Regions from separate parts of the Homo sapiens genome. Here region 2 is linked to region 1. Evidence: chromatin loops called from intact Hi-C (ENCODE). Cell type or tissue: dorsolateral prefrontal cortex. All regions are shown on one strand. Each heading gives the region's core, and the rest is flanking DNA. Links, peaks and the distances in the headings are about the cores only.

Region 1 (16,497 bases), core at 4,655-7,154:
TTCCAGCCCCAGCCTTCAAGCAATCCTAGTTGACACTGAGGGGAGCCAACATAAGCTGAGCTGAGAAACAGTCTGCCCAGTCTGCAGATTCATGAGCAAAAGAAATGTTGGGCTGGGTACAGTGGCTCACGCCTGTAATCCCAGTACTTTGGGAGGCCGAGGTGGGTGGATCAGTTGAGGTCAGGAGTTTGAGACCAGCCTGGCCAACATGGTGAAGCCCTGTCTCTACTAAAAATTAGCCGAGTGTGGTGGTGCGGGCCTGTAATCCCAGCTACTCAGGTGGCTGAGGCAGGAGAATGGCTTGAACCCGGGAGGCGGAGGTTGCAGTGAGCCAAGATCAGGCCACTGCACTCCAGCCTGGATGACGGGATGAGACTCTGTCTCAAAAAAACGAAACAAAAATTTTTTAAGAGAAATGTCATTTGTTTTTGTTTTTGAGACAGGGTCTCACTCTGTTGCCCTCACTAGAGTGCAGTAGGATCACGGCTCACTGAAGTCTCTACCTACCGGCTCAATTGATCTTCCCACCACAGCCTCCCAAATAGCTGGGAGAAATGTCCTGTTTTTAATGAATTTGTCTTCCTTTTTGTCTTGTTTGTTTTAATATCTAGTGATCTAATAAATTTGGATGATATCTTTTGACTATCAATTATGAAACCTGTATCAGATATACACATCTTTCCTTCTTCATCCTCAGGCTTTCTGGTTTTGATGGTGATACTGTGGCTTTTGTACTTCTGGTGGTTTCCCTTATACTGTTAAACCTCTTTTTTTTTTTTAAATTAAACCAACTTAGTATGCATTAACCACTGAACAAGGGAAAGGAACTCACAAACTTTTTCCTGTGTCCCTGATTATTGTTTAATAGTGTTTGTATACTGACAAGATACATAATATCCACCTTCTGCACCCACAGTGTCCGCCTTTATGCTTGGACAAGAGCATGCAGGGTAGGACATTTCTGAGCCTTGCTTTTTTCCCTGGAAGTTTTTTGTTTGTTTGTTTGTTTTTTAAGAGACAGGGTCTCTTGCTGTCTCACTCAGGCTAGAGTGCAGTGGTGTGTTCATAGCTCACTGCAGCCTCAAACTCCTGAGTTCAAGCCATCCTCTTGCCTCAGCCTCCCGAGTAGCTAGGACTACAAGCATGCACCACTATGCCTGGCTAGGTTTTTTTTTTTTTGTTTTTTTTTTTTGGAGAAATGGAGGTGTCTCACCATGTTGCCTGGGCTGGTCCTCAAGCAATCCTCCTGCCTCGGCCTCCGATTCACTGGTATTAAGTTGTGAGTCACCACGCCCAGCTCTACCTTTCAGCTCTTCTTACACATGGCTCCACTGGAGAGGTGTGAGGCCACCCCTGTCTTTCCCCTAGAAGTGACTGCTTTTTCTCTTTTTCTTTTTTTAAATTTGATTTTATGTTTCTTTGTTTGTTTTGGGGGATTTTGTAACTGATTTAAAAATTTTTTTCCTTTATGACTGCTTTTTCTTAGACTCCTTAGGGATTCTTCATTCTTTTTTTAATTGAAAAATTTTAAAAATTTTAAATAATTTTTTAAAATTAATAAATAGCATTCAGCTCCTTTTTACTTATGCAACTCATACTTAACATTTAGTAATTTTTCTAGGAAAAGTCTTAGTGTTGTTTTTTTTTTTTCTGAATCTTTTTTCTTAATCCTTCTAGAGCATGCTGTGTAATTTCTAATTGATTGCAGATTCAGCTCCCCCCTCCCCCATTATTTTGGAAAAATTTATCTTCTGTTAACTTTAGTTTTGTATTGGTATCTTGGGTTTCTTTTTTTTTTTTAGCTCTGATACACATTTTATATTTTTAAATATTCCGTTTTTATCTCATGTTTGAGCTGTTTTTATTAAAATTCAAGTTTTTATTAACTTCTATTACTCAAAAAATCCAAATGGAGAATCTTCACCTTGGGTTATATTTTCCCCCAGGATTGAATATTTATCTGTATTTGTGTGCTACATTCTTTTATTGCTGCTGTTTTCTAATTCCAAAATGTTTGGGTAGATGCCACATCTTTGTTTTTTCCCTCTCTTATTCATGCTTATTAGGCAGACACAGCTTTTCCTAGACCTCAGCCTGTACAAGTGTCACAGGTGAATTCTCGCTGGCTCTTTTCCCTCCGTATCTGAGCGTTGTCTGCTTCGCCAGGAGCTGCAGTTCCAGGGCGGAGTACTGCCTTCTCTCAGCTTTCCTATAGCTGAACCGGAAAGGAGAGGGGCTCAGACAAGGCTGTGTGTGGCTCTGCTTGACAGGTAGCCTCTGCTCTCCTGTGGCTTTCCTGAGTGTCCTAGACTAGGGTTCTTCTCCCCAGTGGGGGGGGGAACCATAATTGCTATTACAAGGAAAAATGATTGCCAAGACTTCAGAGAGTTCCCCCGTGATAGCAGAGAGTCCCTTCCTCAGGAAGGGAAAGGCTGGGATGTTCTTTGCTTCACTCTGTAGTAACCCTTTCTCTTCCGATCTCCGGAGAAGAAAGGTCATGCAATATGTGGCTTTGGGCAAAGGCAGGAGGCACTTGCCCCAGGCACACAATTTGAAGGGCAGCACAAAACTCGGTAATTAAATAGTATTTTAATGCAATATTTTTAAAAACCAAAAAATGTTTTCTTTAAAAAAAAAACAAAAACCATGATGAATAAAAGATGAGCATTCTAAATAAAGACAGGATCTGTCGAGGGGGTGAATAGGGTGAGGCAGTGAGGCGGGGCTGGCAGGGCCAGGGGCAGATTCACCACCTTCTCCTGCAGTCTGTGGTTGGTATTTATGTCCTTGTGCTTAGAAGTTCATATTCCCTGAATCCCAGGGTTTGTGTTCATAGTAAGAACTGAACTATTTATTTATTTTTTTTGAGACAGGGCCTCTGTTGCCAAGACTGGAGTGCAGTGGCACAATCATGGCTCACTGCAACCTTGACCTCCTAGGCTCAAGCCATCCTCCCACCTCAGCCTCCCGAGAAGCTGGGACTACAGGTGCACGCCACTACACCCGGCGAATTTTTGTGGGGTTTTGTTGTTGTTGTTGTTGTTGTTTTCTCGAGAGACGAGGTTTCATCATGTTGCCCAGCCTGCTGTCAAAACTCCTGGGCTCAAGTGATTCACCCACCTTGAAGTCTTTATTTTTATTAAAATAATAGCACAGCAATGTTAAAAGTTCTCTATAAAAGGAAGAAATTCATTTACCATCACACCGTCCCAGCTATCCAAGCTGTTTTCATTTGGCCAAGATCCCTTTGAGTCCATTACATCTGAGCGTTATATTCACATATTTGTCATCATAGCAGAAACAGAATTTGGTTTACAATTTTTCCACTCAGCGTTATATAGTAACGAAGGTTTTTGTTTTTTTTGTTTGTTTGTTTTTTGAGACAGAGTCTTGCTCTGTTGCCCAGACTGGAGTGCAGTGGTGCAGTCTTGGCTCACTGCAACTTCCACCTCCTGGGTTCAAGTGATTCTCCTGCCTCAGCCTCCCAAGTAGCTGGAATTACAGGCACCTGCCACCTCACCTGGCTAATTTTTTGTATTTTTAGTAGAGACAGGGTTTCACCATGTTGGCCAGGCTGGTCTCGAACTCCTGACCTCGTGATCAACCCACCTCGGCCTCCCAAAGTGCTGGGATTACAGGCGTGAGCCACTGCGCCCAACCTGTAATGAAGTTTTTATATTGCTGCCTGGTCTCTGCGTTCAGCGTTTTAGTGGCTGTGTAATATTCCCGTCCTCTTGCTGTGCCATAATTCTACTTAACAGATTCATGTAGTGAAGACAGTAGGGCTGGACCAGGCATGGTTTTGTTACTTACACGTGCCTGAGTCCAATCTCTGCCTCACGATCCATGTCCCTTTCTAGGAGCATGTACTTCTACCCACAGCTCTGGCTGCTGTGTTTACATGCACAGCCCTGCCCTGCTCTCCCACCCTCCCTGGATGGTCATGGTCTTTTGGACCAGAGGTGGGCATCTGACCCAGGTCACCATCAACCAGGTTGACAAATCAGATCCTCTCTCAGCCAGAGACTGGATGATTTGATAGCTGAGGCATTAATAGTGCAGCAGCCACAGTGAATTGCAAGAATGTGTGTGTTAGTTAAGTTTCTACACTTGCCCTAAGTGTTCGACCTCCTGAGTTTTGATATTCAAGTTTTCCTTGAATTCTGAGAGCTCTGTATTCCTATGAGAAACTTTTCCCTAGGGCTACTTTGAAGAGGTTTCTGCAGGTCTGATCCTCTCTAACTTTTCCTGATCTCTACTTATCCATCTATGTGAGGGAGTGAGACGAAGCACATGTGTAAAGTCCCCAGCACCGGGCCTGTATCTGTGCTCTCTATTTTTTTCTATATTTGAGTTTTTTTAGTTATCCACAATTATCAATAACGTTGAAATGAGCAGTTTTCCTTCCTTAAGATTAGTCCTTTGGTGTCGATTTCTTTTTTTTTTTTTTTGAGACAGAATCTCACTCTGTTGCCCAGGCTGGAGTGCAATGGTGCAGTCTTGGCTCACTGCAACCTTCACCTCCCGGGCTTAATCAATCCTCCCACCTCAGCCTCCCTCCCAAGTAGCTGGGACTACAGGCGTGGTCCTACTTGTCTCAGGTCCTACTTTTTCCTGTGTCCCTGATTATTGTTTAGTCCCAGCTACTCAGGAGGTTGAGGCGGGAGGATCTCTTGAACCTGAGAGATAGAGGCTGCAGTGAGCTGTGATTGTGTCACTGTACTCCAGCCTGGGGGACAGAGTGAGACCCTGGCTGGAAAAAAAAAATTGTTTTAAGACTTTATTGCTCCTATTGGAATAAGGGAAGAAGTTGAACTCAACTCTGAATACAGTGAAGACAATTGGGGATTTACAGCAGAGGAGCAGAGTGAGGGGATCAGTGGGTGGAGAATTACTAAGAGGAACTTGATTAGATATCAGGGGCAGGGGGATTCTTATTAACTGACTTAGGATTGTTGCTAACGCTGGGCTCAGCAGTCCAAGGTCAAGGCCTAGCTGAGAAGATGGCTCAGAGGAGCCCAACTAAAGTTTCTAAGGAGGGGTCTTTGTCATTTCTAGGGCTTTGCATGTGAATGCTCTTGACTGAAAATAGAAATTAACCCTTGACTGTGCAATCTGATGGCCATTGTTTTCCTATGCTAGGCTGTCAGGTACCTCGTTGACCAGGTAGGGTGAGGCCAGGGCTTGGAGCTGAAAGCCATTTACAGCAGGCAAAGATCAAGCTCTTCCACAAAGACTTGCAGTAGGAATCCTCTGGGGTAGCAGTTGACAAATATTCTCTTCTTGACCAGCCTCCAGTGAGGCTCCTTGAAGCCCTTGAAGCATTGACTTTCAGTGTCTGCTCTTGTGGGGCTTGAGTTGCCCATTTTAGCAAGAATCCTGTTAATCAATTTATTGAGAACTTCTTACCCTTGATATCTAATCACTCAATATCTGATCAAATTCTCCATCCTCCACCCCGCCCCCAGGTGATATCTGATCACCCAGGCCTACCTTCAGCATAATCCTGTTAGGTCTGTTTAACCAGAATCCGTGCTACCCCTGACATTTCCTCTTAGTCATTTTCCATCTACTGCCCCCATCCTGCTCCTTGGCTGGGGTAAAAACCTGTTTGTGCATGCTGTATTCAGAATTGAGCCCACTTCTGTACTGAGGTCTCTTTCCCCTTATTGCAGTACTTTCTGATTTAAATCTGTTCTTACTGCCGTAACTACCATCAGACACTGATTTTGTTTGACTAGGTCTGAGCGGGAAAGTTCCGAAGAATAGGAGTGGCTGAGTTAGCTACGGAGTTCATTTGGGGCCGGGAAGCAGAGAGGAAGACAACGATAATTATGATGAAGAACACGTTTTTGATGTCAGAAAGTACAACACTTCCCATTATGCACTGCATGTGAGCCTCACACCTGCCCTGCAGTGGAGGAGTAGATAGTTTACAGGTGAGTGAGCCCAGAGGGAAGGGGATTTGCCAGTGATCACGAGGCCAGCGAGTGCCTTTACTACTTCGTAAGACCCCTATTAAGTGAAGTAGAATTGTTCATTCTCTCCACCATATAACCAAAGCACAGCTTGGGAAAGTGATTTGACTAGAACCTTTTTCGGAAGCTGTCTGCAGTGGTTATCATCTCCTAAAGGAAAGTCAATTTAAAAATTAAAGGATGTACCCACTAGGGGGCAGCAGAGACCAGCTGTGCCTCACGGCTTCCCCACCATGTGTCTCTAATTTGCCACTGATCCTTCGGTGAGAATTCTTCAGCTATTATTTTAATTAACAGACTGCTCAGTCTGTGCTTGCAAAATATCTGTGAAAATCTGCATACACCTCTCTCTCTGAATTCTCTTGGAAATCCAAGGGATTATCTTATCCATGTGTACTGTTCTAGTAATATTAATTTACTTCATCCTCATAGCAAGCAGCCCTATGCAGTAAATACTGTCATCCCCATTTTGCACACAAGGAAACTGAGGCACATAGCCATTCAGTATTTTCCCCAAGGTCACGCTGCAAGGCAGTGACAAAGCCAGGATTTTTTGTTGTTGTTTTTTAAGACAGAGCCTTGCTCTGTCGCCCAGACTGGAGTGCAGTGGCGCCATCTCGGCTCACTGCAACTTCCGCCTCCCGGATTCAAGTGATTCTCCTGCCTCAGACTCCTGAGTAGCTGGGATTACAGGCACCCGCCACCACACCTGGCTAATTTTTGTGTTTTTAGTGGAGACGGGGTTTCACTATATTGGCCAGGGTGGTCTCGAGCTCCTGACCTCAACTGATCCGCCTGCCTCGACCTCCCAAAGCGCTAGGGTTACAGGCGTGAGCCACCATGCCCAGCCTCAAACCCAGGATTTAAACTCAGGCAGGCAGACTCCAAAACTGACACCAGCCACTGTAATCTGCTTGGGAGAGGGGCTGCTCCCCTTCTCTGGACCTCTTCTCAGACCCATGTGCCAAGTGTTGATACAAGCACTCCCCATGTAAGTGCTGAACACCAATAAGTTTCGGGAAGTGTGCAGGCAGTGGAGATAAAGATAGCAAGGCAGGCAAGGTCCCTGCCTTCTTGGTATTTACAGGTTGAATATTAAAAGACACACAATGTCTTTCAGCATGGAGTGTGCCTACTGTGTGCAAGCTCTGGACATCCTTACCTAACTGTGACATGCTACCCACTGTGTGCAGGTCTTTACATACTTTATTTCATTTACTCTCATTTTATTTTCAGTTAGGGTCTCACTCTGTTGCTCACGCTGGAGTGCACTGGCACGATGGCAGCTCACTGCAGCCTCGACCTCCAGGCTCAAGTGGTCCTCCCACCTCAATCTCCTGGGTAGCTGGGACCACAGGTGTGCACCATCACACCCAGCTAATTTTTTAATATTTTTTGTAGAGACAGGGTCTCCCTATGTTGCCCTGGCTGGTCTTGAACTCCTGGGTTCAAGCAATCCTCCCACCTTGACCTCCCAAAGTGTTGGGATTACAGGTGTGAACCACTGTGCCCGACCTCATTTACCCTTCACAACCCCACAAGGTTGGTATTAGTTAACATTTACTATGTGGCCCTTTGAAGCACAGTTCTGGTGTTGGACTTCCCAGCTCTGCATTTTATTAGCTGTATCATGTTGGACAAGTTATTTAAGGACCTCACTCATCTAAGCCTGTAGGTGCTAATAAAAGTTCCCATTTCAGAGAAGTATTATAAGGATTAAATGAGCAAGTCCCTGTGAAGCACTTAACACAGCTTTCTTTTTTATTTTATTTTTAAAGTAAAGAGGTGGGGTCTCACTATTTTACCTTGGCTGGTCTTAAACTCCTGAGCTCAAGCGATCCTCCCACCTTGGCCTTCCAAAGGAGTACAGGTGTGAGCCACTGTGCCTGGCCAACAGAGCTTTCAGTACATGTTAACTATTATCATTTGTGTGTGTGTTTTGTGCTTCAGGTGACTAGACAGAAGCTTGTAGGGGTTAAGCCCCTTGCTGAGAGTCACAGCTAGGAGAAGGCAGGATAACATCCTGCCTGGGCTGTTTTCTTCTGGAGGCACTGCAGTTTTCACTGTGGCTTGACACTCTAAGGGAGGGGCTGGGATGGAATTCTACATGGGCCACAGAGATTGCTCCAGAAGGAGAATGGCCACCTTGCCCAGTGTAGGGTATGCCAGAGCAGAGCGGGTCAGCTTCCTTCCAGGCAGAAACATCTGCCGTTCCCACCACCTTGGTGCTCTGCTCTCAGATACCTGCATGGCTGAGGACCTGCTCTCAGGTGAGATGGTTTGCCCTGAAAGGGGCAGAGCTGCCAGAGTCCAAGCGGTCTGCAGGAGACTGCAGTTTGACCATGCTGCTTGCTGGTACAAGGAAATTTTTGGTAGGCAGATTTCAGGAGGTCCCACGCAAGTGTCACAAGCCAGAAACTTGAGATGTTGGACCCCTTTCCACTTGATCCAGCATCTGGGAAAACCTGAGCCTGCAGTTGGGGCCACTTGGCCAACTCTCCATAGATCTTGTTGAATCAGCTTAAACCTGGGCTTGTCAAATTCTGGATCTCAGCAGCCCAACTTGCAATTTTAAATCTTTGACCACTGTTCCCTGGCAGACCTAGGGCAATTTTTGTTTTCTCCAGAGAAGTCTGCCGAAGTTTCTGAGGTGAAGTTTCCAAGCTGATGAATTGGAAGCCCAGACTTGGCAGCTCTCAGCCAAGGAGGGCTGCAGTTGGTGGAATGTGAAGAATGCCCAGGGACATCTGGTCTGCCTTGCATCTGTTTTTCAGGCCAGCCCGCATTCTTCCTGCAGGAGAGAGCTTCAGCCATAGGCCTAGAAACACTGGGGCCCCTTTGATCCATGCCTCCTACCTCAGCTCCAAGTTGGACGACATTGAGTGCCATACTTGCTTTCCCTGGGCCTTACCTCTTCTATAAACAGGGTGGCAAGTCCTGCCAGGCCTGGGATTTACATGCCAGGGTCTGGAAGAAACAAGACAATAGGGATCCTTATTCTAATGCAAAGGAGGTCCCTGACTCCCTTAGGATAGAAGCTTCCTTACAAATTCTCTGAGGTCCTTGCTCTAAATTAAAACTCCCTGAGGGCTCCTACTTCTTTTCTTTTCTTTTTTCTTTTTCTTTTTTTGAGATGGAGTTTCACTCTTGTTGCCCAGGCTGGAGTGCAATGGTGTGATCTCGGTTCACCACAACCTCCACCTCCCGGGTTCAAGTGATTCTCCTGCCTCAGCCTCCCAAGTAGCTGGGATTACAAGCATGCACCACCATGCCCAGCTAATTTTGTATTTTTAGTAGAGGCGGGGGTTTCTTCATGTTGGTCAGGCTGGTCTCGAACTCCTGACCTCAGGTGATCTGCTCACCTAAGCCTCCCAAGTGCTAGGATTACAGGAGTGAGCCACTGCGCCCGGCCAAGGGCTTCTACTTCTAGTTTTAAAATCAATGCCTTGAGCGCATCACCTCGATGGGCCTCAGTTGGAATGGGCCAGCATTTCCCAGAGGAATTTAACCAGCGGAACTGCCCAATAAGGAGGAGTTGGCCACTTCAAGCCAGTTATTTGGGCTTTTGAGATGCAGAATCAGGAGGAAGAGAAGAGGTGCAAAGGTTGTGGAGCAGAGAGGCAGCAGGGTATGGAAGAAGAGGGCCTGAATCAAATACACACACCCACAGTGTACAGTGGCAACTATGCAAGGTGCTTGTAGCTTGCAACAGAGGGATTTTCCAAGGGAGGCCAGAGAAAAGCTTCCTGGAGCAGGTGGCCACTAAGCTGAGATTTGAGCAGGCATGAGTGGACACAGAGGCAGCCTGGAAGCTGGGGGCAGTGGCACAGCAGGAGGGGTGGAAGCTTGGTTTGTGTGTGTGTGCACATGTGTGTGTGAACACACCTCTAATATGGGGAGCACTGGGCCCGTTGAGCTCTCAGGTCTCTCTGTCTGTAATACTCTGTGACTTTCAGAAACCAAAGGGCCTCTGCCACTGGCTCTGCAAATGAGTAGTTTGTTATTACAAACCCTTTGTAAATATTATTTTGATGAGGTATAATAGTTCATCAAATGAGGCCATAATTTATTTGGTCATTTCTGTGTAGATGAACATTTAGGTTATTTGAACCTGTCAAGTCATTATAAATAATGCTACAATGAGCATCTTCATACCCATGCTCTATTTCATTAGGCTAAATCCCCAGATATGTATGTAATTAGTAGGTCCAAAAAAAAAAATGATGATGATTCTTTTAAAGTTCTTGATTGGTTATGCTAAGTATTTTCTAAAATGGTTATTTCTAACTTTCAAAAACTTTATCATGGAAATATCTTAAATGTACACACAAAAAATAGAGTGGGTCACCATTCCTTGTCACCCAGTTCTAATAATTATCAACATTTTAATAATCATTTTTAATCTTTATTTTGGGGAGGAGGCTATACCTCAATTTAGCCAATTTGTTTTTTCTTTTCTTTTTTTTTATTATTATACTTTAAGTTCTAGGGTACATGTGCACAACGTGCAGGTTTGTTACATAGGTATACACGTTCCATGTTGGTTTGCTGCACCCATCAACTCATCATTTACATTAGGTATTTCTCCTATTGCTATCCTTCCCCCAGTCCCCTACCCCACAATAGGCCCTGGTGTGTGATGCTCCCCTCCCTGTGTCCATGTGTTCTCATTATTCAGCTCCCATTTATGAGTGAGAACATGCAGTGTTTGGCTTTCTGTCCTTGTGATATTTTGCTGAGAATGATGGTTTCCAGCTTCATCCATGTCCCTGCAAATAACATGAACTCATCCTTTTTTATGGCTGCATAGTATTCCATGGTGTGTATGTGCCACATTTTCTTTATCCAGTCTATTATTGATGGACATTTGGGTTGGTTCCAAGTCTTTTCTATTGTGAATGGTGCCACAATAAACATATGTGTGCATGTGTCTTTATAGCAACATGATTTATAATCCTTTGGGCATATACCCAGTAATGGGATTGCTGGGTCAAATGGTATTTCTAGTTCTAGATCCTTGAGGAATTGCCACACTGTCTTCTACAATAGTTGAACTAATTTACACTCCCACCAACAGTGTAAAAGTGTTCCTGTTTCTCCACATCCTCTCCAGTATCTGTTGTTTCCTGACTTTTTAATCGCCATTCTAACTGGTGTGAGATGGTATCTCATTGTGGTTTTGATTTGCATTTCTCTGATGACCAGTGATCATGAACATTTTTTCATATGTCTGTTGGCTGCATAAATGTCTTCTTTTGAGAAGTGTCTGTTCATATCCTCTGCCCACTTTTTGATGGTGTTGTTTGTTTTTTTCTTGTAAATTTGTTTAAGTTCTTTGTAGATTCTGGATATTAGCCCTTTGTCAGATGGATAGATTGCAAGAATTTTCTCCCATTCTGTAAGTTGCCTGTTCACTGTGATGATAGTTTCTTTTGCTGTGCAGAAGCTCTTTAATTTAATTAGATCCCATTTGTCAATTTTGGCTTTAGTTGCCATTGCTTTTGGTGTTTTAGTCATGAAGTCTTTGCCCATGCCTATGTCCTGAATGGTATTGCCTAGGTTTTCTTCTAGGGTTTTTATGGTCTTAGGTGTTGCATTTAAGTTTTTAATCCATCTTGAGTTAATTTTTGTATAAGGTGTAAGGAAGGGGTCCAGTTTCAGCTTTCTACATATGGCTAGCCAGTTTTCCCAGCACCATTTATTAAATAGGGAATCCTTTCCCCATTGCTTGTTTGTCAAAGATCAGATGGTTGTAGATGTGTGGTGTTATTTCTCAGGCCTCTGTTCTGTTTCATTGGTTTATATATCTGTTTTGGCAACAGTGCCATGCTGTTTTGATTGCTGTAGCCTTGTAGTATAGTTTGAAGTCAGCTAGCATGATGCCTCCAGCTTTGTTCTTTTTGTTTAGGATTGTCTTAGTTATGCGGGCTCTTTTTTGGTTCCATGTGAAATTTAAAGTAGTTTTTTCCAATTCTGTGAAGAAAGTCAGTGGTAGTTTGATGGGGATAGCATTGAATCTATAAATTACTTTGGGCAGTATGGCCTTTTTCATGATATTGATCCATGAGCATGGAATGTTCTTCCATTTGTTTGTGTCCTCTTTTATTTCATTGAGCAGTGGTTTGTAGTTCTCCTTGAAGAGGTCCTTCACATCCCTTGTAAGTTGGATTCCTAGGTATTTTATTCTCTTTGTAGTGTGAATGGGAGTTCACTCATGATTTGGCTCTCTGTTTGTGTGTTCCTGTTGTATAGGAATGCTTGTGATTTTTGCACGTTCATTTTGTATACTGAGACTTTGCTGAAGTTGCCTATCAGCTTAAGGAGATTTTGGGCTGAGACAATGGGGATTTTTAGATATACAATCATGTCATCTGCAAACAGGGACAATTTGACTGCCTCTTTTCCTAATTGAATACCCTTTCTTTCTTTTTCTTGCCTGATTGCCCTGGCCAGAACTTCCAATACTATGTTGAATAGGAGTGGTGAAAGAGGGCATCCTTGTCTGGAGCCAGTTTTCAGAGGGAATGCTTCCAGTTTTTGCCCATTCAGTATGATATTGGCTGTGGGTTTGTCATAAATAGCTCTTATAATTTTGAGATCTGTTCCATCAATATAGTTTGTTGAGAGTTTTTAGCATGAAAGGCTGGTGAATTTTCTCGAAGGCCTTTTTTGCATCTATTGAGATAATCATGTGGTTTTTGTCGTTGGTTCTGTTTATGTGAGGGATTACATTTATTGATTTGCATGTGTTGAACCAGCCTCGCATCCCAGGGATGAAGCCGACTTGATCGTGGAGGATAAACTTTCTGATGTGCTGCTGGATTCGGTTTGCCAGTATTTTATTGAGGATTTTCGCATTGATCTTCATCAGGGATACTGGCCTAAAATTCTCTTTTTTTGTTGTGTCTCTGCTAGCCTTTGGTATCAGGATGATGCTGGCCTCATAAAATGAGTTAGGGAGGATTCCCTCTTTTTCTATTGATTGGAATAGTTTCAGAAGGAATGGTACCAGCTCCTCTTTGTACCTCTGGTAGAATTTGGCTGTGAATCTGTCTGGTCCTGGACTTCTTTTGTTTGGTAGGCTATTAATTATTGCCTCAATTTCAGAACCTGTTATTGGTCTATTCAGAGATTCAACTTCTTCCTGGTTTAGTCTTGGGAGGGTGTATGTATACAGGAATTTATCCATTTCTTCTAGATTTTCTAGTTTATTTGCATAGAGCTGTTCATAGTATTCTCTGATGGTAGTTTGTATTTCTGTGGAATTGGTGGTAATATCCACTTTATCGTTTTTTATTACATCTATTTGATTCTTCTCTCTTTTCTTTATTAGTCCTGTTAGTGGTCTATTTTGTTGATCTTTTCAAAAACCCAGCTCCTGGATTCACTGATTTTTTTGAAGGGTTTTTTGTGTCTCTATCTCCTTCAGTTCTGCTCTGATCTTAGTTATTTCTTGTTTTCTGCTAGCTTTTGAATGTTTGCTCTTACTTCTCTAGTTCTTTTAATTGTGATGTTAGGGTGTCGATTTTAGATCTTTCCTGCTTTCTTTTATGGGCATTTAGTGGTATCAATTTCCCTCTACACACTGCTTTAAATGTGTCCCTCAGATTCTGGTACATTGTGTCTTTGTTCTCATTGGTTTCAAAGAACATCTTTATTTCTGCCTTCATTTCATTATTTACCCAGTAGTCATTCAGGAGCACGTTGTTCAGTTTCCATGTAGTTGTGCGGTTTTGAGTGAGTTTCTTAATCCTGAGTTCTAATTTGATTGCACTGTGGTCTGAGACAGTTTGTTGTGGTTTCTGTTCTTTTACATTTGCTGAGGAGTGTTTTACTTCCAATTAGGTGGTCAATTTTAGAATAAGTGTGATGCGGTGCTGAGAAAAGTGTATATTCTGTTGATTTGGGGTGGAGAGTTCTGTAGATGTCTATTAGGTCTGCTTGGTCCAGAGCTGAGTTCAAGTCCTGGATATCCTTGTTAATTTTCTGTCTCGATCTGTCTAATATTGACAGTGGCGTGTTAAAGTCTCCCATTATTACTGTGTGGGAGTCTAAGTCTCTTTGTAGGTGTCTGAGAACTTGCTTTATAAATCTGGGTGCTCCTGTGTTGGGTGCATATATATTTAGGATAGTTATCTCTTCTTGTTGAATTGATTCCTTTACCATTATATAATGGCCTTCTTTGTCTCTTTTGATCTTTGTTGGTTTAAAGTCTGTCTTATCAGAGACCAGGTTTGCAACCCCTGCTGTTTTTCGCTTTCCATTTGCTTGGTAGATCTTCTTCCATCCCTTTATTTTGAGCTTATGTGCATCTCTGCACGTGAGATGGGTCTCCTGAATACAGCACACTGATGGGTCTTGACTCTTTGTCCAATTTGCCAGTCTGTATCTTTTAATTGGGGCATTTAGCCCATTTACATTTAAGGTTAATATTGTTATGTGTGAATTTGATCCTGTTATGATGATGCTAGCTGGTTATTTCGCCCGTTAATTGATGCAGTTTCTTCATAGTGTCAATGGTCTTTACAATTTGGCATGTTTTTGCAGTGGCTGGTACAGGTTGTTCCTTTCCATGTTTAATGCTTCCTTCAGGAGCTCTTGTAAGGCAGGCCTGGTGGTGACAAAATCTCTCAGCATTTGCTTGTCTATAATGTTTTTTCTTTCATCTTCTTTGTGATGGTATATTTAGCCAATATCTGACTGTTGACTACTTAGGTTGTTTTACAGTTTTCATCATCATATAAAATGCTGCAGTGAATATCCTTGTCACAAATTCTTGTGCATTTCTGTAGCTCTTTCTTTAGGATAAATTCTTTGACAGAATTTTGGAGCCAAAGTCTGAATACATTTTGCAGTCATTTTTACTTAGTACTAAATTGCTTTACAGAAAATTTGCACCAAATTATTCTTTTATCCTCATTGTCTAGGAGCATTCATTTCTTCTGTCTTTTATAGTTCTTTTTAATATTTTCTAGTTTACTAGGTGGATAATAGCATCTCACTGTTGTTTCAATTTGCATTTTATAATTACCAACAAGGTTTAGTTTTTGAATATATCTTTTGCCATTTTGCCATTTATATTTTTTCTTATGTAATCTGGCCCCCTTTTGCTGTTTTTCTTTCTTTTCTTTTCCTTTTTTTTTTTCTTTTTGTTCCTTACTGCTTTGTAAGAGCCTCTCATATAAAATATCAGCAGAGTCTCAGCAAAAAGCAGATGGCATGTTAAGGAGCATTTAATGGCAGGATTGTTTGCAAATTGTGTGCATAAAGTTTAGGGATCCCAACAAGGAGTAGTGCAATAGCCCTGGGCTTGCAAAAGTGGGGGCCAGTTACCACCCCTAAGCCTGGCGATACTGAGAGAGAGGGCAATTACTGGGACCACGAAAGGGCTCCTGACCAAAGCTCTCATCTTCCTTAGAGGGATACAGTCAACTCACAGAGACACAGTAAAAAGGGAGACAGTGGCATGAATTCCCTAACCCAGGACTTTCCTTCCTCCCTTCCATCTGTTGACGGTGCCTCCAATTGGCCAAACCCAACAGGGAGCCAGAGGGCCAGGGAACAGCTGCTGGACATGTCTCGGCCTCTTGGGGCCTTAAACAGGGCAGAGAAGGGTGTAGAATTGATCTGGAGGCAAACAGAAGATGACTAGACACCCAAAGATAATAATTTCTTTTCTGGGATATGTATTTTAAACTCGTTTCCTGTCAATATTGTTTAGAGTTTCAATAATTTTATGTAGGCATATCAACCAATTTTGATGATTTTTCCTTTGATATTTTGTTTAAGAAAGCGTTCCTCATCCCCAACATTGTGTCATTATTCAACCATATATCAAGTGTTTTCCCTCTAGAATTTGAAGGAGAAATAATTATTTAAAAGATGCAAATAAGTAGAATTTCATTTTAACAGCTTAATTCTTTCTTTCCAAGGGAGTGTAAGTCCTTGTACTCCTTCTTTCCACTTTGTGTAATTGGTTGGTTGAATGTGCTGATCTTGAAAGGTACAAACTGGGAAAGAGTTTTTTTTTTTCTCCGTGCTTTTTTTTTTTTTTTTTAAACACAGGATGTTGTCTGTCACCCAGGATGGATTACAGTGGTGTAATCACAGCTCACTGCAGCCTTGACTTCCCTAAGCTCAGGTGATCCTCCCACCTCAGCCTCCTGAGTAGCTGGCACTACAGGTGGGTGCCACCACACCCAACTAATTTTTGTGTTTTTTGTAGAGATGGGGTTTTTTCCATGTTGCCCTGGCTGGCCTTGAACTCCTGGGCTCAAGTGATCTGCCCACCTTGGCCTCCCAAAGTGCTGGGATTACAGGTGTGAGCCACCACGCCTGGACTCAGTGCTGTCTTAAACCCCCTTTGTTCACTCAGCCTTCTGTCAGTGATGAGCTGGCTGGGACCAGCTGGTGAAAACCAATTGTTAAATAGACAGGAATTTTACAAGCTGGTTGCGAAACCATTGCAGCTGAAAATCAGCCATGATGGGAGAATTTACACTATGGGCATCAACAAATA
Region 2 (16,497 bases), core at 5,573-8,072, 190 kb after region 1:
ATATGCTATCTTGTGGATGCAACTCACAAATACAACTTTGTTCCCATTTAGGAACCCAACCTACATGTTTGCATTTCTCTTTTGAGCTATAACTGCAAATGCAAATTGCATTTAATCCATCAAATTGTGATGCTTTGCCGATACCACAGAAGGTACTAAAAAGAGGTCACTTAAGCAGCAGGCTTCAAAGGAGGCTGATGAGAATAATTGAATTCACCCCTTTCACTCTGCTGGCCTTCCCCACTGAATGCCACTCTTGCCATTTGCTCTGTCTGTCCTGAGGACTCAGATACTGTTGCAATAGGCAGAATGCCACAGGACTGATGAAGAGCTCGTTTCTACCACTTTACATGACAGTTCCTCCCCTCATTGGCCTTCACTCCAAGAGTGTCCTGTAGTTCAATAGTTTTCTTACCAGAAAGCCATGGGTATGCTGGAAACTGGAATCTGCATGGGAGTCCACAGAAGACAGCCAGGAATTCAAGGTCATCCAAGGCCCCATGTCCTCCTGCTCTGTTCATGTCACCAGCAGTCTCATAGAAAGATTCTGAGCATCTGTAGCATGTATTCTTCAGCTCCAATCCTTTTAGACGGAAGAAGCTAAGATTCCTTCTGAGCTATTAAGAGCAGAAGGAGGAGAAGAATAAAAATCTAAGAGCACCAGAATGTAAAACTGACAGGGATAAAAACACTCACATGCACGCACACACACACACTTTTGTGGGGGGAGAAAACTCTAACTGGAAGACTGGGTACTATACAATTCCATTCTCCAAACTTCTGTGGTGTGTCATGTATTAGTGATGTCTACCAGACAGAACCCTGAAATGCAGAGCTGGAAGGGACCCTCCAGTCCAGCTGGGATCAAATAAGTGCTCACTGCTCTGGGCAGAGCAAGTATCTTGGTCAGAATCTCACACCTAAGCAAGGCTCAAGCATGAAGTAAGGTGCTTCCTGCTTGGCAATGACCACTCAGTGAACCCCTGGGCAAAGTTCCACTCCATAAAGCTAACCCCTACTTCATCCTGGAGTGATCTAGAAACCAGGCCTTAGAGGCCACTCTCCATCAATACCCAAGAGTACTTCACTTGCAGAAAGACAACAAAGCCACTTAGAAGACCTTGCATTCTTGTGAGAGAACAATCAGGAAAAATTGATCATCTGAACCAGAGGGCTGTGAGAGTATTTTGAAAACAACTTACTTTTATCTTTCCTCCAAGTAGTGTAGGTAGGGGAAAACAGTTGACCGATTTTTATCACATAAAAGTTCTTCCATTTGTCTTTAAATAAGAATTTTTTTTTCATTGTGATCAACTCCAGCATTTTCATCAATTCCATCAACAAGTTCTCGGATGCAAAAATAAAGTGAAGATGGAGTCCCTATCAAACAGTTACTAGGTTAAGAGAGAGGGCAAAGGGATGGTGAACATAATTCAAAAGAAATGCACAACTGTCTTTAAAATATACCTGTAATTGCTACCATTTAAAACGATTTCTCTATGCTCAGCACTGGATTAAATGCTTTACATTGTACCAATTACTGTAATTCTCATAGCAACCCTGCAAGATGGCATTGCGTTATTCCCAGTTTACATATCAGCAAACAGGCACAAAACATTTGAGCAACTTTCCCAAAGTCACAGATGCTGTCTCAAAATTTTTTTTTATAAGAGGTGTTTACTTGTTTTTACTCTCCGTCGGCCTTTGTCAGTCACACACAAAAAAAGCAGACCTGCGTTTCTTGTAATTTTAAAATAAAGGAAGATACACACTTCAGTATGGGTGGAAATGACAAAAAGAGCCCCATCCAGTGTCGTTTCTTACCAGAGAAGGGAGATCTTTAATTTGGTGCACAGATTAAACCCTACAGGTTTTTCCACCCTGTTTCAAGTGACCAACTTGAAAAGTCATCTACTGGGCTAAAAAGGAGCCTTTGGAAATTGCTTTAAGAAAGTCATGGGCTTTGAACAAAACTATTAGGATCAGAAAACCGCATAGTTGCTTTTGCAAATGCATCCGATTGCCTTCTCTATAAATTTGCTCTATTTGATTTCTTCTCCATTCTATCATTAATCGTAAAACTAATATATCCTCCCAATCCCATATGTACTAAATAAATAATTTAATTTGATGGAACACATGAACTTGTGCCCTACACAGAAAACAGTTTGAGCTGGATCCCTAATTATGTCTGGCGTAATTGTATCTGGCATTATCTCACTGCCTGGGTCGGATTCTCAGGGGCCATACTTTCCTAACAGCTCTGAGGGGTCTCCGTGGTGTCATAGAAAAGCCAGAGAACCACAGAGTGCCCCCGGGAGGTCCTGCAGAACTGCCGGCTCAGCTAGGACCTGGTCACAAACCACAGACTCCTGAGGGCTGGGCTGCCTCCTGAGTGGTAATACCGAGGGCCCCAGCGGACTCTCAGTCCCTTTCCTCTTTCCCAGCGCCCCAACGCCTTGGGTCTGGGAAGAAAGCGCACGACTTCCCCGGAGACCCAGGGCCACAGACCCCGAGTGGAGGAAGTGGCTGGGAGCTGTCCATGGTGGCGTCGCGCCTGGGCACGCAGAGCCGCCGGCTCCCCGCCCTCGGGCGCGCCCTGGATCACTTTCCAGACCGCAGGGATGGAGAGACGCGCTCCCCGGCTCACCGTCCCTGGTATGGGGCTGCAGCCAGGCACTGGCTCACACATCAGAAGATTAGTTTTTAAAGGGAGCTCTCACCTGTGGGTAGCGTTGGCTGCTTGGAGAAGGACTCAGGACCTCAAACCCGGCAGCTGGCGGAACTCCTGGGACTGCCGTAGCGTCCGACCCTTGGGGAACAGCGGCTGTCGCAGAGAGTGTCTGCGGCTGAGGACCCAGGGCGCACAGCGCTCCTCTCTCATGAGCACACGCATCCCTTGGGGTCCATTCCAGAATGTCACTGGCCTTCGTTCCCAGAGCGGCGAGCTGGAGACCTGGCCAGCGTTCTGCCAGGACTCTCTGCCTTTCCTCACAACCTAACGCGACCTTTCTTGGAGCCGACGTCCTTTGCCAGGGACCACCAGACCTTCTTCCAGCGATGCCACGTTTGGAGTCTCAGTCTAAACATCAGCAGAGCCCCCCGGGTTCATCTAACATTGCAATTGCCTCAGCTCGGCCCCGCGCCAGCGCGTCGCTGGGTGCCTAGCGCTGTCCCGGAGGCACTGGGAGGCGAGGGAAACTGGGAGGAAGAGCGTGCTGAGGCAGGAGCAGCAGGGCGCAGACCTGTTGCTAGGCGCACGCCCGCTAGAGCTCGGCGTGAGCTGGCTCCCAGTCGGCAGGACACCGAGACCTGACCCTTGTGGTACTCCCTCCTCGGCGAGACACTCTCCCGGGCGCAAGCCCCCGGTGCCATTCAGAAGGGGGAAAATCTACGGAAAGCAGGAGTCTGCCCCCTCTGGATGCCCTCTGGGGACTCCAGCGCCCCCCGGCACCTGCAGCTTGTAAAGCATCACAAGATCTCAGAGAAATCCCACAGAGGACAGTGCCAAGAGCGTGTGCCCATCAACAGACGCATGGACAAACAGACAGATAGAGGTAGACTGCACAGCACAGGGTGGACAGACAAACAGAAACTGAGGCGGGTAACGTTTACCCTGTGCCGGGTGGAGGCGCGGGCCCCCACTTCTTACCTCTCTTCCGTGGCATGGGCCGTCAGCTCATCCCTGACGCCCCCAGCCAGGCCCTCTTACCTCTGGGTCTGTAGCCGAGACAGTGTCACGCCTCGCGGGCCAGGAGCGCAGCGGCCCCGGACGTCTGGTCGCTGACCGCCAGGCGCCGCGAGCTCCCGGGGCGTGGGCAAGCGGAGTGGTAGCTAGTCTGGGAAATCTGGGTTCAGACCCTGGCCGCGCTCAGCCCCGCTGGCTCCCCGCGCCGCTTGCGCTCGCCAGGCTCTGTCCGATAGCACCGCGCTGGGCTCTGCTTGAGCGCTAGCTCCCCGGCCCTCAGCCGAGAGGCCGCTTTTATAGCCACTTTTACTGACTCCTCCCCCGAGGAGCCCCTGACGCCCGCGCGGCACCGAAGCTCCCTCCCTCGCCCCCCGATGAAACTTCCCTCCACGCGCCCCCGCCTTGCCCAAGTGGGGCGGGGGCCCTGTGCCCGGGCCGGACCGGGGCGGGCTCTGGCGGCGGCTCTGGGAGACGCAGACCTGAGCCCGCGGAGCCCGGGTGCGCAGAGTCCCGCCCGCAGCAGCCAGGTGAGGGCGCTGGAGGCCAGGACTCGGTGGAGCGGCCGCGGCGGACCGCGGAGAGCAAGTCCCCGGGCCTCCAAGGAGCCAGGGTCGCCCGTGCCCCGCTCGCGCCCCGGGGCGCCCTCCGAGGCAAAGAGGCAGTGGAGGACAGGAGAAAAGGTCTGCGCCTGCCACAGAATCGCCGCGAGTCGGGGTCCCAGGCTAAGTCTCAGGATCTCTTTTTAACTCAGCAGCAAAAGAGTAGCCCGAGAAAGAGATTTTGGTATTGGCCTAGCAGTTAATCCGAGAGGAAGATGCTTGGGTGTTCACTGAAAGGCACCTTGGTTTGAAACTGGATTCAGACATGCCAGTTACAACTGTGTACAGGATCTTAACCCCTCCCAGTCTCAGTTTCCTCATCAGGAAAATGGGTTCTGTGATGCTTCCTCACTAGAATGGTGAGGCTTAAATGAGATCAGGAAAGTCCAAGTTCTAAGCACATAATAGGTGCTTGGTAAGTTAGAAACATTCCCTGTGGGTAGGAGGGCTCTGTGCCTCTTTAACTGGACAGGCCAAAGTTCTGAAGGGTCAAAGCAAGAAGGTGCGGCTGGTCTAGACATTCCCTCGCGGGAGGAAACAGTACCAGTAGGAAAAGTTCATCACAACACATCCCTAGGGCATATGGAGTCTCCTCTCAACTCTGCCGCTAACCTACTGTGTGACCAGGGCCAGCTACTTCCCCTGTCTGAGCCTCAGGGTGGTTTTTTTGCAGGGAGGTGAGGAGTGTTTGTTTTTCTTGTTTTGTTTTAATCTGTAAAATGAGGGCGTTGATACCTGCTCTCTGCCTCTTCCACCTTTCAGAGTGTGACTCAGCCCCCTTTCCTGGTTAGCAGAGGCCTCCTAGAATATACATTTCTTTCTTCCTTCCTGCCAGTGTTCTCTGAGAACCAGCTCCTCAGGCAAGGTCTCCATTCTGTGTAGTACACACTAGCTCCGGGACTCTAGGTCTGGACTTTAAGGCCAGGCTGTGGTCGGCAGAAGCTGTGGAAGTCTGTGATCACATCTGGGCTGAAGCAGAAGCCTTTGTCACCTGGTTAAACTGGGAAGTCCTGCAATCCACCTCTAGGCCTCTTCCAGAAAGCGGAACTTGATCCTTACTGGGGGTGGTGGTCAGGATTCTCAGCCCTTCTTTGATTTATTGGGAAGTAATGAACTGGATCCAATGGCAAGCCCTCCTCCCCAACCTTTTCTTTCCAGCCGAATAAAATGGAGCCCCCCCGACCCAGGGCCCCTCTCCCCAGTCCTCACCATGATTCCTGTTTATGTTTTTCTTCCTTAAGGAGCTCCCAGAAACCAGACCCACAAAGAGTTGTGTGTTAGGGGTTTGGGGGTGCTGGGCATTTGGCCCAAATGGAGAAAGGTCGACCTTGAATCAGCCTGGCTTGGCACGACATGCAGGATTTTCCATCAACAGACAGTAGATTTGAGGCCTGAGTGGAGCCAGGTAGCTCTCTGGTGAGGGGCTGGCTCCACAGCCATCTGGGAGATGAAGTGGTAAAGGCAGGGTCCTGTCTAGGGATGGGCCCTGAGAAGTGCTTGGCTATGTTTTCTCAAAGCACTGAAATGCCCAGCACATTCCTCTGGTATCCAGTTTTCTTTATCACAGACCAATGCCCAGGGGAAAAGAGCAGTGCTGATGAATTACAAACAGGCTCCGAATGTCTAAAACCAGATTCTCCAGCCAGTTCTCCATTCAGCACTGCCATTCAGCACTCAGTGATGAACGGGGCGTGCCGCGTAATTCTTTATGGATAAATATAGCAACATGACACTGGTGGATTTACTGCCCACACTTTCGCAATCCATTGTCTTGCTCTTATAAATGCAGAGACAGGAAAGAGCTGGTCAAGAAAGGCTGTGTTAGTTTTCTGATTCTTGCCGAAATCTCCCAGCAGAGAGTCTCCAGAGAGAAGGGAAACGCCCATCAATGGTGTGACCTGCCACCCAGAAAGCCTGCCCTTCCTCCATTCTTTGCATTTGCCTCCAACCCACCTTCCTCAGGTGGGATGCAGCCCCCTCAGCTACATCCTTGTGCAGTAGATTGGCCTGCCTGCTCACTGTTGCCTCAAGCTGCCCAAGTCTGGCATCCTCAGTCTGCTGACAGGATGCCACATCTGTTCCCTAAAACAAGGGCCTCCACACTCCACCTGCTGATCAGCAAAGACAGCACCTGACCCTACAGCAGCCTGCCTTATTACAGTTTAAAAGGTTGGCCACACCTGTGGCTCCATACGCCAAGCCTCCAGACCCAGTTGTCCAGGAAAACCTGGAGTAGACGGGTGGAGGACAAGGAGAAAAGGGAAGCAGGATGTAGTTAGGGTAGTGTGTGAGTGGGCTGTGGGCCTCAAGGTTTCCAGCAGACCCACAAAAAATTAAAACTGAATTGGGCATCTCCACCCTTGGAGAAGCAGCTCACGAATAATGAGCATACTTAAGTCCCACCAACAGGGGTCGCCCTTAGACACTGGGCCTGAAGCTGGCATCAGAAAAGGGAAATTCCCAGGCCTGGATCCGGAGGCCAGATTTCCAGCTCTCAGAGCTGTTGATTCCTGTCTTGTTGGACACAGAAGAGGCTGCCCAGCTGAAGAGAGACATGTCCTCAGCTTTTCTGGTGAGTGAAGGCCTGTGCTGGAACTTATGACAGCAAATCCCAGCTCTGAAAGTGGATTTCTATATCTTCCTCTTCAAACTCACCGTCACTCTAGAGAAAGAACTCTTCTTTCCTGTGTTTTATTTATGTCTAAAACATAGGTAAACGGTGTATGTATGATGTCTTCTTCTTATTTATTTCCTTTTGTTCTAATTGCAAAAAATCACACATGTTCCCTGTAAAAAAATCAACCAACCAACCAACCTTGAAAAACTTAAACAATGAACAAAGAGAAAAGAAATTACCTAACATCAAACATAATGTGTATACATTACAAAAGCTTGAAAAATACAGAAAAACACAAAGGAAAGAAAAAAAAATCACTTCCACTCAAAAATTATTTCTGTTAATTTCAGTATATAGCCAAGCATTTTTCCATGTATAAGTTACATATATAGTTTCACAAATAGATAAATGTATGTAAGTGTTCCATAAATCTTCAATAGCTAGCTCAAAATTATTCTCTTCCATCAGATTGCATGTTCTGAGAGGGCAAGGGCTGTGTCTCTCAAGTTTACCCATCTACCCTGTAGTAGCTCCTATAGTGGCCAACATGAAGTCCACGTGTAGTCCACCGTCAATGAATGAATACACGAATGAGCATTTCCTATAAAGATAACATACATGCGATGGAAAAGGAGACCCAAGTAGTTTACAAACATTTGAAAAGATGCTCAACTTAACACATAAATGAAGAAATACAAATTAATACTAGGCCGAAATACCTGTCAGGCTGGCAAAAATCCAAAAGTTTGACCCTACCTCTGCTGCGGAGGAGGCCAGTAAGGGTGGAGAATCAACCTTTGCATACATCACTGATGAAAACTTACGTTGGTACAACTTGGGAGGGCAGTTTGACAAGATTTATGAAAATATACATAATGTTTGACTCAGCAATTCCAGGAATTTATCTTACAGCTATAATGTGTGAAACAAATAGCACCAGGTTATACACTGTAGCCCTATTTTTAATAGTAAAACAACAACAACAACAACAAACTAGCCTAAGTGCCCAGTAGTAGGGCTAATTAAATAGTGTTGCATCTATATGATGGAGTATTATACAGCTGTTTAAAAGCTGAATAGAATTCTTTTTTTTGAGACGGAGTCTCACTCTGTCGCTGTGGCTGGAGTGTGGTGGTGCCAACTCAGCTCACTGCAACCTCCGCCTCCTGGGTTGAAGTGATTCTCCTGCCTCAGCCTCTGGAGTAGCTGGAACTGTAGTCGTGCGCCACCACACCCAGCTAATTTTTGTATTTTTAGTAGAGATGGGGTTTCACCGTGTTGGCCAGGCTGGTCTCGAACTCCTGACCTCAAGTGATCTGTCCACCTTGGCCTCCCAAAGTGCTGGGATTACAGGCGTGAGCCACTGTGCCTGGCCAGGAATAGGGTAAATTTTATATAGTAAAATAAAAAACTAAAGCATAGAGCAATGTATATATGATACATTTGCACACTACCACTTGTGCAAAAGGGAAGGGGCGGAAAAATACTCTGTATTTGCAATTATTTATGGATGCATAGGAAATTATCTAGAATGACACACAAGAAACAAATAATATGGTTTCCTGTTTGGCAATTGATAGTTCTGGTGAGGGCTGGGAAGATGGAAGAGGGGTGGGATGTCAACTTTTCCTTATGTGCTTTTTTGTAATTTTTTTCTCTTTGAACTAAGTGAATTATTACCTAGTCAAAAATTTAAAACCGGGTGTGGTGGCCAGAGCCTGTAGCCCCAGCTACTCAGGAAGCTGTGGCAGAAAAATCATTCAAGGTTGTGGTGTACTGTGATCAGGGCTGTAAATAGCCACTGCACTCCAGCCTGAGCAACACAGACCCTGTCTGTCTCTAAAAAAAAAAGGAAAACATAAATAATTTTTAAATGACAAAATTATATATAATAATAAGCCTGTTTTTTCAACTAATAATATATCAAACACATTTCCCTGCATTTTAAATCTCTTTCTAAAAATTTTTTAAAACTTTTATTCATTTTTTAGCATTTTTAATAAATTTGTTTATTTCTTTGTTTTTAAATTTTAATCTATTTATTTATTTATATATTTTGAAACCAGGCTATGAGACTGGCTAATTTTTGTATTTTTGGAAGAGACAGGGTTTCCCATGTTGCCCAGTCTGGTCTCGAAGTCCTGGGCTCAAGCAATCCACCTGCCTCCACCTCCCAGTGTGCTGGGATTACAGGCTGAGCCACCAGGCCCAGCCTTAAATTTCTTTCAATATTATTTTACAGTGTTATGCCATTTCCTAATATGGACATAATTTATATAATCACTCCCGTGTTACTGGTTTCAGCATTCTGAACACTCCCATGTGTGCATTTCAGGAAAATTTGGGCACTTCTCAAGAGTTCTTATTTCTTTTTGCATGGCTCATGCGAAGGTACGCTTCAAGACCTAACTCAAATGTCACTGTCTCTGGGAAACGTTTTCTGATCTCCCCAACCCTGCTTGTCTTCCATTGCCTCCCTACCTCCAGCTGTGAGCACTGGAGAATAGGGATGCATCTTCCCTATCTTTCTGTTCCCAGACTAGCACAATGACAACCTGAGTAGATGCTCAGTAGACACACAAATAAATAAACATTTCTTCACTATAATTCATACACTAATCCCAAGAAGAAACTCCTGGCTTAAAAAATAAAAATACAGTTGAGCCATGAACAATGCGGAGTTAGGGGCACCAACTCCCAGCACAGTAGAAAATCCAAGTATAACTTTTGACTCCTCATACACTGAACTACCAATAACCTACTGTTGACCAGAATCCTCACCAATAACATAAACATATTTTTTATGTTATATGTATTATATACTTCATTCTTACAATAAAAGAAGCTACAGAAAAGAAAATGTTATTAAGAAAGCCACAGGATGACAAAATACATTTACAGTACTGTGCTGTATCAATACCATCAGTTTACACGTCTGTTTACAAGACGAATCCTCTGTCTGAAATGTCAGGAGACTGCAGCTGCAGACTGCAATCTATGACACATATCAAGCAATTCAACTGTTTCTTGTAATGTCATGACTTTTCTCTGCTCCTTGGGACCCTTTCCAGCTTCAGTAGAGGCATGGTGTTATTCAAGGTTTACGGTATTGCACTAAAGAGGATGAAAAGTATGCAAGAACCACAAGAGATCACTTTCCATTGAGATCTGCAATTTACCGGAGAAACAATTGCTCATGTGGAGATGATTAGCGTCACAGGGCGTTTTAAGCGGATACTCACAACACTTGAGCTCACCGCAACAGCAGCAGGAGGTGGCTATGAAATCATTACAGTAGCACAGCATGTACTACAGGTAACTTTATGCAGTTATGGTTTAATATTGCATCTTTGTATTTGCATTTCTTTGGACTTCCAATAGTGCCATGTATGGTCTATAAGTGTGTGCCTAAGTTTTGATACATTTTAACTTTCTATACTAGATATGTGTATATTTTATAGTAGTAAATGATAAAATAGATTAGTATCTACACATATTTTATGCATTCATGACATGCCTAACTTTTTCTTAATTTTTTTTATTATTTCTAGTCTACAAGGTTCATCTGAAAGTATTTTCAAATTGACGCAAATCTCCAAAAAGTGTTCTAATGTATTTATTGAAAAAAATCCATGTATAAATGGACCCATGTAGTTCAAACTCAGGTTGTTCAGGGGCCACGTGGATAGGTAAAATGCTGTTTAGGTACTCTAGCTCATCCACAGACAACTAAGGAGTAGACTTGCCAATACCTTTAGCTGGAACTCGCATGCCTCATGGTTTCAATGACAACATAAGCATAATTGTTATTTTTTTATAATGCCACGAAATCCTTTACCTTCTTTTCAAAGCACACAAAGTGCAGCAGCATGGGAATGGGCTGTGTTCAAACTGTCACTAGATCAGTTTCTGCTCTCAGGCAATTTCCTTCCCCTGTGTGATGCTTAATTTTAAGTGTCAACTTGCCTGGATTAAAAAATACCTAGGGAGGGCTGGGTGCAGTGGCTCACGCCTACAATCCCAGAACTTTGGGAGGCTGAGGCAGGCGAATCACCAGGTCAGGAGTTCAAGACCAGCCTGGCCAATATGGTGAAACCCTGTCTCTACTAAAAATACAAAAATTAGCCAGATGTGGTGGCAGGCGCCTGTAATCCTAGCTACTCAGGAGGCTGAGGCAGAAGAATCACTTGAACCCGGGAGGTGGAGTTTGCAGTGAGCTGAGATTGCGCCACTGCACTCCAGCCTGGGCAACAGAGTGAGACTCCATCTCAAAAACAAACAAACAAACAAACAAAAAACCTATGGAGTTGGTAGAGCATCCCTTCTGAATGCGTCTGTGAGGCTGTTTCCAGAGGAGATTGGCATATGAGTTGGTGGACTGAGTGGGGAAGATCCACCCTCGGAGTGGGTGGGCATCATCTAAACAGCTGACAGCATGGATAAAACAGAAAAGGAGAGAAAAGGATTTTTTTTCCTTCTCTCTTTCTCTCTCTCTCTCCAGGACCTAGAACATTCACCTCCTCCTGTCCTTGCAGATGCGAACTTCAGCCTCTCCAGTCTTGGGACTCCAGGACTTGCACTATTGGCCCCTTGGTTCTCAGGCCTTCGGTCTCCAACTGAGAGTTACACCATCAGTTTCCGCGGTTCTGAGGCTTTTGAACTTGGACTGGGGCACCCTACCGGCCCCACTGGGTCACCAGCGTGCAGACAGCCTGTGGTGGAACTTCTCAGCCTCCATAATTGTGTGAGCCAATCCCCCTCATAAATCCCCTCTCGTGTATCTATACCCAGTCATGCATCACTTCATGAGGGGAATACGTTCTGGGAAATGCATTGTTAGGCCATTTCATCATTGTGTGGATATCATAGCATGCGTACTTACACAAGCCTAGAGGGTCCAGCCTACTACACACCTAGGCTATATGGTATAGTCTATTTCTCCTAAGCTACAAACCTGTACAGCACATTACTGTACTGAATACTGTAGGCAATGTATCTAAACATAGAAGAGGTCCAGTAAAATTATAATATTATAATCTGGCTGGGTGCAGTGGCTCACGCCTGTAATCCCAGCACTTTGGGAGGCTGAGGTGGGCAGATCACTTGAGGTCTAGAGTTCAAGACCAGCCTGGCCAACATGGCGAAACCCCATCTCTACTAAAAATACAAAAGAATTAGCTGGGCCTGGTGGGGTGTGCCTGTAATCTCAGCTACTCTGGAGGCTGAGGCAGAAGAATCGCTTGAATCCGGAAGGCAGAGGTTGCGGTGAGCCGAGATTGCACCACTGCACTCCAGCCTGGGAGACAGAGTGAGACTCCATCTCAAAAAGAAAATAATAATAATAATAATAATAATAATAATAATAATAATAATATAATCTTTTGGGACCACTACTGTGGTTCATCATTGATTAAAACATCATTATGAGGCACATGACTGTATATATAAGTATTTTATATACATGTTTAATTTTCTGTCTCTCCGGAGAATCCTAATACTTCCTGGACTGCCTAAAATGAATTAAATGTATGAAATGAAGGATTGCGCTAATTTGGATGTTGCAGACTGATGGCCTGTAGACCACAGGACTGCTGATGTGCATGGTTTGGCCCATGTGGTGTGTATATGTGTCACAGCAATGTGACGGCCTCTCCAAGTCGCCACATTTACTCAGTGTTGCCTCGCACCTGGCTCACCTCATGTGTTTGCAATGTATACCCCTGTAAGTGCCAGACAGGTGATCTCTGGACTGAATCCAGCTTTTCCATGGAGTTGTGGAAGGAAGAGGCCGCTGCTCTATAGCAGTTCAGCAATGGGAGAAGTGAACACAGCATGCTGCTGATCTCTGTACAGCTTCGGGGAGTGCAGGACTTGGAGGTTGGCTGACTCAGCGGTGGGAGTTTTTAGGGATTAAAAAACCTTTAGAAGCATGGTCCCTGAGGGAGGCTGTTGCTGATTGGCTGGCCTTCAGAAGCATGTGTACTGACAGAAGGAAGTTGTCACCAAAGGACTGGGGTAGCTTTAAAAGCAGTTCTCACTTATTACTAGGACAAAGGAACAGTAAGTCTTTTCCTTTCTAGGAACTACTTCTAAAAACTATTTCTAGAGCAATTCATTCTCAGTAGGATGCCTTACTTATTTAAATATAGCATGAATCAGATCAAATCACTGGAAAGGCTTGTTGTCACAGCTCACTGCAGCCTTGACCTCCCATGGCCAAGCAATCCTCCTACCTCAGCCTCCCCAGTAGCTGGGACCACAGGCATGCACCACCATGCCCAACTAATTTTTTTATTTTTTGTAGAGACAGGGTCTCACTAGGTTCCTTAAAATCCCAGGCTCAAGAGATCCTCCCACCTCAGGAGTGTCAGAGCATTCAAACCACAGCGACTCCATCTTGAACAGGGGCTGGGTAAAATAAGGCTGAGACCTGCTGGGCTACATTCTCAAGAGGTTAAGCATTCTTAGTCACAGGATGAGATAGAAGGTCGTCAAGACTGGTATCACAAGATAAAGGTCACAAAGACCCTGCTAATAAAACAGGATGTGGTAAAGAAGCCGATCAAAACCCTCAAAACCAAGATGGCGGTGAAAGTGACCTCTAGTCGTCCTCACTGCTCACTCCTCATTTTATGCTAATTATAATGCATTAGCATGCTGAAAGCCACTCCCACCAGCACCAATACAGTTTACAAATGCCATGGCAACATCGGAAAGTCATCCTACATAGTCTAAAAGGGGGAGAAACCCTCAGTTCCAGGAATTGCCTACCCTTTCCCAGAAAACTCATGAATAATCCACCCGTTGTTGAGCATGCAATGATGAAATAACCATAAGCATATTCAGTCGAGCAGCCCATGTCGCTGCTCTGCCTATGGAGTAGTCATTCTTTTGTTACCTTACTTCTCTAATAAACTTGCTTTCACTTTACTCTATGGATTCACTCCGAATTCTTAATTGCACAAGATTCAGTAACTGTCTCTTCTTGGGTTCTGGATCAGGATCCCTTTCCAGTAACAAAAGTGCTGGGATTACAAGCATGAGCCACTGCACCCAGCCTTAGAATATGCATTTCTAACGAGTTTCCAGATGATGCTGCTGGTCTAATGACCACACTCTGAGAACCACTAGAATCCAGCATGATAGGATTGGTACTTAATTATTGGTTAAGAAAATACTTACAAAAATAGGATCCTAATGAGTACAAAAATGCTGTAAAATGAATTTATAGAATGGCTTATTAATCATTTACATTAGAAAAGAACCATCAATATGTAGGTGAAATATATTTATTTCATTTACAGATAATGGTTAGAAAGTATAAATTCCAGGATATATTGCAGTAATTCTTCCTCTCTTCTCCTCCTCTCCTTTTCCCTACCACCTGCCTACTTCCCAGAAATTTGTGGCCCACTCCATCTTGGGTAATCTCATACCAGATATTTGTCAAGGAATCTCCTAGTTTTGTGATTCTGTATTTGTTGCAGGTCCTGCCTGGGCACATGAACTCTTCTAGTCAAAGTATAAGCCACGTCAATAAGCTGATGTAATTTGCAAATACAGGAGGCAAGCAAGTTTATAAAACAATTGGTTTGTAGTGTTTGTGTTTCTGTATGTCTCTGTGTGTGTGAGAAAGACTGACTTGTGAAATTACCCTAAAAGTGTTCCCCTTTACATCAGTTGAAGTGTTGGATACTGTCAGGCCATTCTAGTTCTTTTAAAATAAACCATTTTGCTGGAGAAATATACGCTGTCTTCAGAAGAAAAGCTGTGCACGCTTGTGTTTGCATTGCAACATTCTGAGGGGAGGCCACTGGTTCTAAATATGTGGAAGAGAAATGAAAACACTTCCTGTGTTTCTAAAGATAACAATTTTTACAAAGAAAATACTTACTAAAAAAAAAAAAGTTAAAAGCCAAGGCATACTGTTATACACAAAAGCCATTCTTATGCATGATTCAGGGCCTGGAACGAATCAAGTTTCAGTACACATTGAATGAATGATGCCATTTCCCATACATTTCCAAGAGGCTTTTTATTAATGTGCTCATGTGGAAAATCCCTTCAGTAAAGAATAAAATGTTCTGTTTCTCCAGATGATAATAGCTAGTATTTATTGAGATCTCAGTATGTTCTAGGCTCATATAATCCTCACATTAATATTATGAGGTAAGTAATAAATCATCCTTACTTTACAGGTGAGGAAGCACAGAGAGGTTAAACAATGTCCCTGTGACACAGCTAGTAGCAGGTGGAGCTAAAATTCAAGCTCAGGTAAACAAATGCCATAGATACATGTCGAACCACCATACCCTCATCCTCCCAAACGCCTAAAGATTTGATGCCCTTAATCACTTTCTCAGCATGTTTTTTTGTTGAGAAAAACAAAATGTGTGTAATACACACTATAAAGTGTGTACTACAATTTAATTTTTTTATTTGCTCACTTGTTTATTGTCTGTTTCCTCTACTAGAATATAAGCTCCAAGAGGACAGGAGCTTTGTCTGTTCACTGCTGCATCCCCAGAACCAAACTGAGTGTTTAGAACCAGAAACATTTATTGAATTAATGAATGCATGAGTAAATTCTATCCATCAGTCAGCCTGGCAAATAAGGTCTGATTAAAAGAATGTGGGCCAGGCGCGGTGGCTCACGCCTGTAACCCCAGCATTTTGGGAGGCCGAGCCAGGTGGATCACCTGAGGTCAGGAGTTTGAGACCAGCCTGGCCAACATGGTGAAACCCGGTCTCTACTAAGAACACAAAAATTACCTGGGCATGGTGGTAGGTGCCTGCAATCCCAGCTACTTGGGGACCTGAGCCAGAAGAATCGCTTGAACCAGGGAGGTGGAGGTTGCAGTGAGCTGAGATCATGCCACTGCACTCCAGCCTGGGCAATAGCGCGCGACTCCGTCTCAAGAAAAAAAAAAAAAAAGAATGTGTATTATATTATATTTTTTATCATTCCTTATGCACCAAATGGTCCTTTTCCCCCCCCCGCCGAAAGACACGGTCTCAATATGTTGTGCTGGCTGGTCTTGAACTCCTGGCCTCAGGCGATTGCCCAGTGACCTCAGTCTTCTCTTTTTTAATGGTTTTTATTTTATTTTATTTTTTATTTTTTTCTTGAGACAGAGTCTCGCTCTGTTGCCCAGGCTGGAGTGCAGTAGCGTGATCACAGCTCACTGCAACTTCTGCCTCCCAGGTTCAAGTGATTCTCCTGGCTCAGCCTCCGGAGTAGCTGGGACTACAGGCACCCACCACCACACCCGGCTACTTTTTGTGGTTTTTCAGTAGAGACAGGGTTTCACCATGTTGGCCAGGCTGGTCTCAAACTCCTGACCTCAGTTATCCATGCACCTCGGCCTTCCAAAGTGCTGGGATTACAGGCATGAGGCACCGTGCCTGGCCTCTGTCTACTCTTTACATATATCTTTTCTTAAATGATTCTGAGAAGTTGATGGTGCTGAAATGGCTCATATGGGAGTGGCAAGAAATTAGAAACTGATTAGAAGCTTCCTAATTAGAAACTAATATGTCAACTGGGATATCACTGGGAGGAAGAATCAGTAAATAAAATTCTCTTCAAAGGA

What was found. Peaks named below come from ENCODE experiments on the same cell type or tissue, not always from the same donor. Only the 100,000 strongest peaks of a DNase experiment are listed, where the experiment ranks them.
Region 2: a loop joins it to region 1, with 6 times the contacts of the local background. A loop is called at or near these places in 82 of 110 quality-filtered maps.

The regions. Positions count from the first base shown.
Region 1 is chr15:80,959,904-80,976,400 of GRCh38, reverse strand. MESD (mesoderm development LRP chaperone) reads left to right here. Exons shown (of 3, transcript NM_015154.3): 3 at 1-649. Among named protein-coding and RNA genes, the nearest start is that of MESD, 22 kb to the left of the region's middle. RefSeq lists an enhancer at 9,284-9,799. In dorsolateral prefrontal cortex, for the core only: a CTCF peak has its summit at 6,179 (motif pointing right); a DNase peak (open chromatin) is centred at 6,180.
Region 2 is chr15:80,766,830-80,783,326 of GRCh38, reverse strand. CEMIP (cell migration inducing hyaluronidase 1) reads right to left here and starts at 3,957. Exons shown (of 30, transcript NM_001293298.2): 1 at 3,713-3,957. RefSeq lists an enhancer at 2,930-3,435 and a silencer at 4,056-4,335. In dorsolateral prefrontal cortex, for the core only: CTCF peaks have their summits at 6,513 and 6,720 (motif pointing right); a DNase peak (open chromatin) is centred at 6,726; H3K27ac peaks cover 400 bases.